Linked DNA regions of Mus musculus: region 1 is linked to region 2. The links are chromatin contacts, found by Hi-C in ENCODE. All regions are on one chromosome and are shown on one strand. Each heading gives the region's core, a stretch centred on a gene start or an enhancer-like site at or near the end of the contact. The rest is flanking DNA. Distances are from core to core; before and after follow the strand shown. Region 1 holds the start of Sox21 (SRY (sex determining region Y)-box 21). Region 2 has its middle 30 kb from the start of 4933431J24Rik.

Evidence for each region. Hi-C counts contacts between places; a loop is a spot of excess contacts on that map.
Region 1: a map of heart shows a loop between it and region 2 (2.8-fold over the local background). The contact joins the promoter of Sox21 here to the enhancer-like site in region 2. A Hi-C loop is called at or near these places in 4 of 37 maps with a recorded cell type or tissue (all heart).

What each region holds. Positions count from the first base shown.
Region 1 is chr14:118,235,672-118,238,676 of GRCm38, reverse strand. Sox21 (SRY (sex determining region Y)-box 21) reads left to right here and starts at 1,647. Exons shown (of 1, transcript NM_177753.3): 1 at 1,647-3,005. Gm4675 (predicted gene 4675) reads right to left here and starts at 2,445. Exons shown (of 3, transcript NR_131969.1): 1 at 1,733-2,445.
Region 2 is chr14:118,179,029-118,182,094 of GRCm38, reverse strand. It overlaps the pseudogene Gm4674. Among named protein-coding and RNA genes, the nearest start is that of 4933431J24Rik, 30 kb to the left of the region's middle. Within about 2 kb of position 1,647, at least 3 of the 3 ENCODE cell types and tissues checked have a DNase peak (open chromatin) inside an H3K27ac peak, as active enhancers do; they include heart, where a contact is called at or near this core.

The DNA of each region.
Region 1 (3,005 bases), core at 398-2,897, 57 kb before region 2:
AAACATTTCTATGCAATCATAATTTATTGCATGTTTATAAGATAAATTTGAAGCGCATAAATTATTTAAATTACCAACATAAATTGATTTCTTCAGCCTTCAATCTTTTTATGTCAAGATAATTTTCATTACTAGACTCAACTTTATTCAGAATTAGTGAATAACAGTTTTCATATATTGTGTTCCCATATATATGTTCTTTGTGTGACAGTGGGTAATATTTTGTCTCAAAACTATTATGCAAGTTGGTAGGTTGAAAGCTCAGAGACAGTAATTTTGTAGTTTATCATCATGAAACAGTGTATTTAATATCCTAGTCTATGTAATTACACTTGCCAGAGTCTTAGCATCGCACCACCCAGAGTCTGAATGACAGTGTCTACAAAAGTGAGGTAAAGAATTATGATTCTAGAGGAATCAGTTCAATTGTTTTAGCAACAGGAGAGCAAAAACAATACAAAATAAGCATTTACAAACATGACAGCTAAGGAAAACAGAAACCCACTTAACATGCCACTGCTGACTGGCATGTCTGTTATCACAACAAACATTTCAAAAGCCATCGCCTTCTTCAATTTAAATGAGCAACAAAACAAGCCCAATTCTTAAATAAATAGGAGTGCAAACCAATTCATGTTAATGCCCTGATTACAAATCAATGGTTCAAAGGTCCCGTGTGTGTACAAACTGGACATAAATTGCAAAAAGACATTTTAAAAAAAGCTAACCGTGTATACGAATGTGTTACTTGCAAACAGCCAAAGGAAGACAAGTAATCTGCCTGAAACACAAAGTCCCTGAGGAGGGGGGTTCCCCAGGAATATTCGGGGGTGCTATTTGATTTTTGATTGTGTATAGCGTCAATTATAATAGCTCTAACTACCAAGCAAGAAAACTGGCTCAACAGCATAAAAACTGTCAGAGTAGAACATTTTTAAAATTTTTATTTAGAGAAATGATTTATGCTTTTGATTTGAAGCAGCTTTGCCCTATCGTTGAGAGACTGCAAACGTTAAAGAAACAACACAGAGATAGCTCTGACGACCAGAATTAAAAGAAGGCAAAACAAGACAGAAGACAACTGTTTAAAAAAGCTGTGTATTCAGAAGGGGATGCGGGCTCAACCTAGGCTCATTCCTTTTCCAAAGGCTTGCCAAAAATGTTCTGTCCATCCTGGGCTACTTTCCACTCCACTACCTCTGAGTGCAACCATGAGGCAAGAAACTGCCGGAGGCGTCTGTTGCGAGTCACACCTGGCCCTCCAAGGAAAATGAGTACTTTCTTGCCATTCGGAACAGTCTCAAACACTTTCAAAGACTCTTCCCCCACTCCCACCCCCAGGCTCAACCCTCTTCCTCGCCAGTTTCTGAAGCTCTTTTCCTCTGGTGTACCGCTTTCATCCTCCCGGAAGAGCAGCCAGCAGAGCACCAGCAGCGCTGGGCAGAACAGGGGAGCCGCCGGCGACACCAAGCTCCAAACAGTGCGCAGACTCCGCGGCGCGCGGCGGACACTCCACTCGCCTAAACCTGCACTCAAAGTGAAAAAAGAGTAGGAGGAGGAGTGTTGGGAGGGGGGACGGGAGGAGGCTCCGCTGGTCCCTCCTCCCTCCTGGACTCCCCGGCTCCTCCTCCGCACTCCCAGGATATACACACACACTCACACACGGCCGCGGCTGGACATGCACACCCAGCGCCCGCTGCCGGCGCCAACACTCGCAGGTGGCGACACTCACCTGAGCCGGGCTGCAGTCGCCTCGGAAGCGGCGGAGCGAAAGCCTGGGCCCGGAGCTGGGAAAGCAGGAGCAGCCCCAGAGCAGACCTGCGATCTGAGGTGATATAGCACGTTTTCTTTAATCCCCGTCCTCCTCCAGGACCTGGATCCCTGCATCCTTCCAGCCTGCGGCGCCCGGAGTAGCCGGGACCCAGGGGCTCGCGGGCGCGGCACCCACGCGGGCGCACGCTCGGAGGCGCGCTCACCGAGAGGGGCGCGGCTGAGCCCGGGCCGGAAACTTGGGAGAAGTTAGTTGCAAGTGTCTGGCTGCTGCGACCGGAGCTGGGAGAAGGCGCCCGGGCCTGGCCGGCCGCGCCGCACCGAGCAGCCCTCCGCTTCTGGAGTGCTCCGGGAGCCCGAGACCTTCAGTGCGCCCGGGGAAGCTGGGAGCCAGCGGAGCAAGCATGGCCCCGGGGACAGCCTGCAGCAGCGAGTCGGAGAACCCGGACAGTCTCCACTGAGGCCCGGCGACTCAGGCTAACTCAAAACCTCAGCCCGCCTCCTTCCTCTCCTCTCCTGTGCCAAAGCCCGGCAGCAAGATTCTCCAGGCAGGTGCCCGGGGACAGCGTCAGCCCTCAGCAGAACTACAGGATTGGGGGTTCCATCAGCGCGCCCTGACCCCGACACAGAAGACGGGCCGCTGCAGTGTTTGTGTTTCTGTCCGCCGCCCTGCTCTGCGCGCCCCGACCCTACCCCTCCTCTTCCTCTTCGCGGCCACCCCTCCCCCACTCCCATCTGCTTCTGTCAAATGAGAAAGTCACCGGGGAGAACCCAAACACTCCAGCCGCCGAGAGCCCCCTTTGGCACTTGGCAGCACGCGGCGGCGGGCTTCTCGGCTCAACTTGGTGGATCCTCCGCCGCTCAACTTTCGGGGCTGCTTGGCTTTTAAGGCGCTGAAGACAGAGGAGAGGGGAGAGCAGAACCAGGCAGCGGCCACCTGCAGGGAGTTGGCGAGCCAAAGCAACGGGACAGAGGACAAAAAAGCAGAGGGCAGAGTGACACCGCGGAGTGGGGACACCGAGGAGAAGTTTCAGGGTCCCGGAGAGGATTTTTTCTTAGAGCTCGACCAGACAGACCAAAGCGGTCCGGGACGCAGCGCCCCGACCCAGGGCTGGTCGTCTGGTCCTCTCTTCCCGCGCGGGAACGACGCGGGGACGCACGGCCGCCCGCTGAGCCGGTTCCCTCTGGCAGCCAACATTGATTTCCTCCGGGCGGAGGCCGAGGGCCCCGGTGGC
Region 2 (3,066 bases), core at 398-2,897:
AGCATCATGCCCAAGTTTTATTGTGACTACTGTGATACGTGTCTTACCCACGATTCTCCATCTGTGAGGAAGACACACTGCAGTGGTCGGAAACACAAAGAGAATGTGAAAGACTATTACCAGAAATGGATGGAAGAGCAGGCCCAGAGCCTGACTGACAAGACAACGGCTGCATTTCAACAAGGGAAGATCCCTCCGCTCCGGTCTCTGCTCCTCCGCCTGCAGGGGCCATGATCCCACCTCCCCCCAGTCTCCCGGGCCCTCCTCGGCCTGGCATGATGCCTGCGCCCCACATGGGAGGCCCTCCCATGATGTCAATGATGGGCCCCCCCTCCGCCCGGAATGATGACCGTGGGACCAGCTCCTGGGATGAGACCACCCATGGGAGGCCACATGCCCATGATGCCCGGGCCTCCCATGATAAGACCTCCTGCCCGCCCTATGATGGTGCCCACCCGGCCTGGCATGACCCGGCCAGACAGATAAGAGCAGAAGCGCTCTTGATGGTTTTGTATTTCTTGTTCTGTTCCACCAGGAGCTCTTGGTGCTGAGCCTGAGTGTTTACTAGATGCATGGAAAGGAAACTTCCCTTCCTAACTGAATATTTTTGGAGAGAGAAATAATACAAAAAAGTGCAGTTTTCACTTATATTGTGAAATGTGAAATGTGAAAATAAAATCATCAGCTCTTTTAGTTAAAAAAAATAATTAATTGTAAAAAGAAAACACAAAATCCTGGAATTAGTGAGTAAAATATACATATAATTGAAATATTATAGTACTGAAGAACACTAAAGACATACTCATATAGGTGACAACACAAAAACTTTACATTTCTCCTCTATATGCAGAACTGAACGGCTAGTGACTAAGTAGGACATATATTTCCCATATGTATTATGGGCAAAAATTTATTTTAAAAAATTATGCAGGAAGAGCTCATAGAAAAGGCCAACTATAGAAAACACCCAGAAAAAAAAAATCCACCATGTGTATGGAGATTTAAAAGCATTTCCCTTTAAAGTGACGTAGAAGCTGATCTTCCCTCCAGGACAGCCTATTCCCTGCCTGGCTCCGCCCCAGCCACCAGTAACTCAGGGGCATCCAGCACGCTTACACTTGTGTCTTGCAGCGTTTTCTCACTAAGACAAAGCCAAACTCAAAGCAAATATATTAAAACTAAAACCTGAACACATAGAGGAAGCCACAGTGACACGGAGGTCCCTAAAAATCAGATGCAAAGGAACGCAAGCACCATTATCACCGGTGCTGGGCTCTGCGCAGGTTCAACCTGCAATAAAGAAAGTCTTTCCAATCTGCCCTGCGACTTCACCCTCATTGGGATGCATATTCGTGATTTCCTGATTACTCTGCTACATAATGTATACCATTTCCCACTTTGGTTTGCACAACGCTTGTTCAATATTCATATTTTGTCTCTTAACGATTGTAGTAAATCACTTCAAACACAATAACCTATTTAAGAGTGGGTTTATAGGCGAAAAGGCACACCTTTAATGCTGTGACTGCAGTCATCAGATTCTCTGGTTCTACCCGGGCACTCATTACAGAATGCTCAAAGGACGCAACACGCAGAAGAGGCCATCGGAGGCTGAAGGAGTCAGCCCCGCCCAGCGCGCGCTTCCTGGTGGCAGGGCGTATCCATAGGAACCCGGTGAAATGTTTTGTTTTAGTCACTTGGCTCCTTTCTCGTTCTCACCGGAGCCAACAGTTGCAAGATAATGCAGTTTAGACATGTCGCAGCTGTTGAAACTCAGTGGAAGCTTGAGCCGGTGGTGGAGCGCGATCAAGAATCAGAAACACCAAAGCAGCAGTGTGATACAGAGTCAAGGAGGAGCTTTGAGAAGACAAAGGGCAGGAAATAAAGCCCGCCCGCCCGCTTTAAAGCAGAACCCTGGGGTGGGGTGGGGTGGGGTGGGGGTGGGGGCGACATCAGGTTGAGAGCAAGCAGTGACTTTTTTTGTCCCGTGAAGCCGCTTACTGGATAACATGAAAAAATGGCAGATTTGGGAGATGACTTCTCAGAAGCTGAAGAGCAGGCAGAGGGATGTCGCTCTTGGGAAGGGCGTTTATAATTCAGAAAGTAACAAAATCTAAATGGAAGTCATAATCTGTAATGTTTGCTCTGCACTTAAAACCTGAATTCTTTCTGGCAGGAATGTGGTCCGTCTCCAGTTCTCAGGCTAGCCTCATGACCTACTCTCTAATACACACTTCTGAGAAACTGTCAGAGACAGAGTTCAAACCTGTATCACAGGACTGTAAGCTTGGTAAGAGAAACTTTCACAACCATTGAAAGTCATTTATGCCCACAAAGCCCCACACCTTTAGAGAATAAAATAAAATTGATCGCAGTGCACGAATCTGATGACGAATGTGAATTACAACATGCATGGTGTACCCAAGAAGAAGACAGTTTCCATGTTAAAACTAACAAAAATAAATAAATAAATAAATAAATAAATAAGCCCAACTTTATTCACTCTACCTTGCCCCTGGGGGGACTTTTTAAAAAAAACTGGCTTCTGAGTAAGTCTTAAACACTAATCTTTTCAAAGATCTATAAAGCTCACAGGCTAGGCAAGAGATGTAAAAGTTTACTTTGTGTGGGAGTAAGTTGGAATTCAGTCGTGTGTAAGTTAGACAGAATCTTGAATGCCTTCCAGCCACACCTACCTTCTGTTTTAATCACATATGTATGATCATTTAAAACAAACATTTCATCTCAGGCCATTTAAATTTTATCTCCATGAATGGTAGATTAGTAATAACCTTGGGTTCACTCACAATTCTGTACACCCTTTAGGCTCTATATATCTGAGCACAGAGCCAAGGAGGCAACGCCGTCCACAACCCCTACAGCAGTCCTGGGAGTTAGTGACATTAGAGCCCATCTCTCAGGTCTCACTGGATTCTGTGAGACACACACACACCGTTGCTAGAGAGATCACAGAGGGAACGGTCAAGAGAAACTAGGTCTGCCTTGCAACCAAGGCCATGCTCCTTCTAGCGTATCTCAACGCCTTTGATTATGAAGGATCTCAGC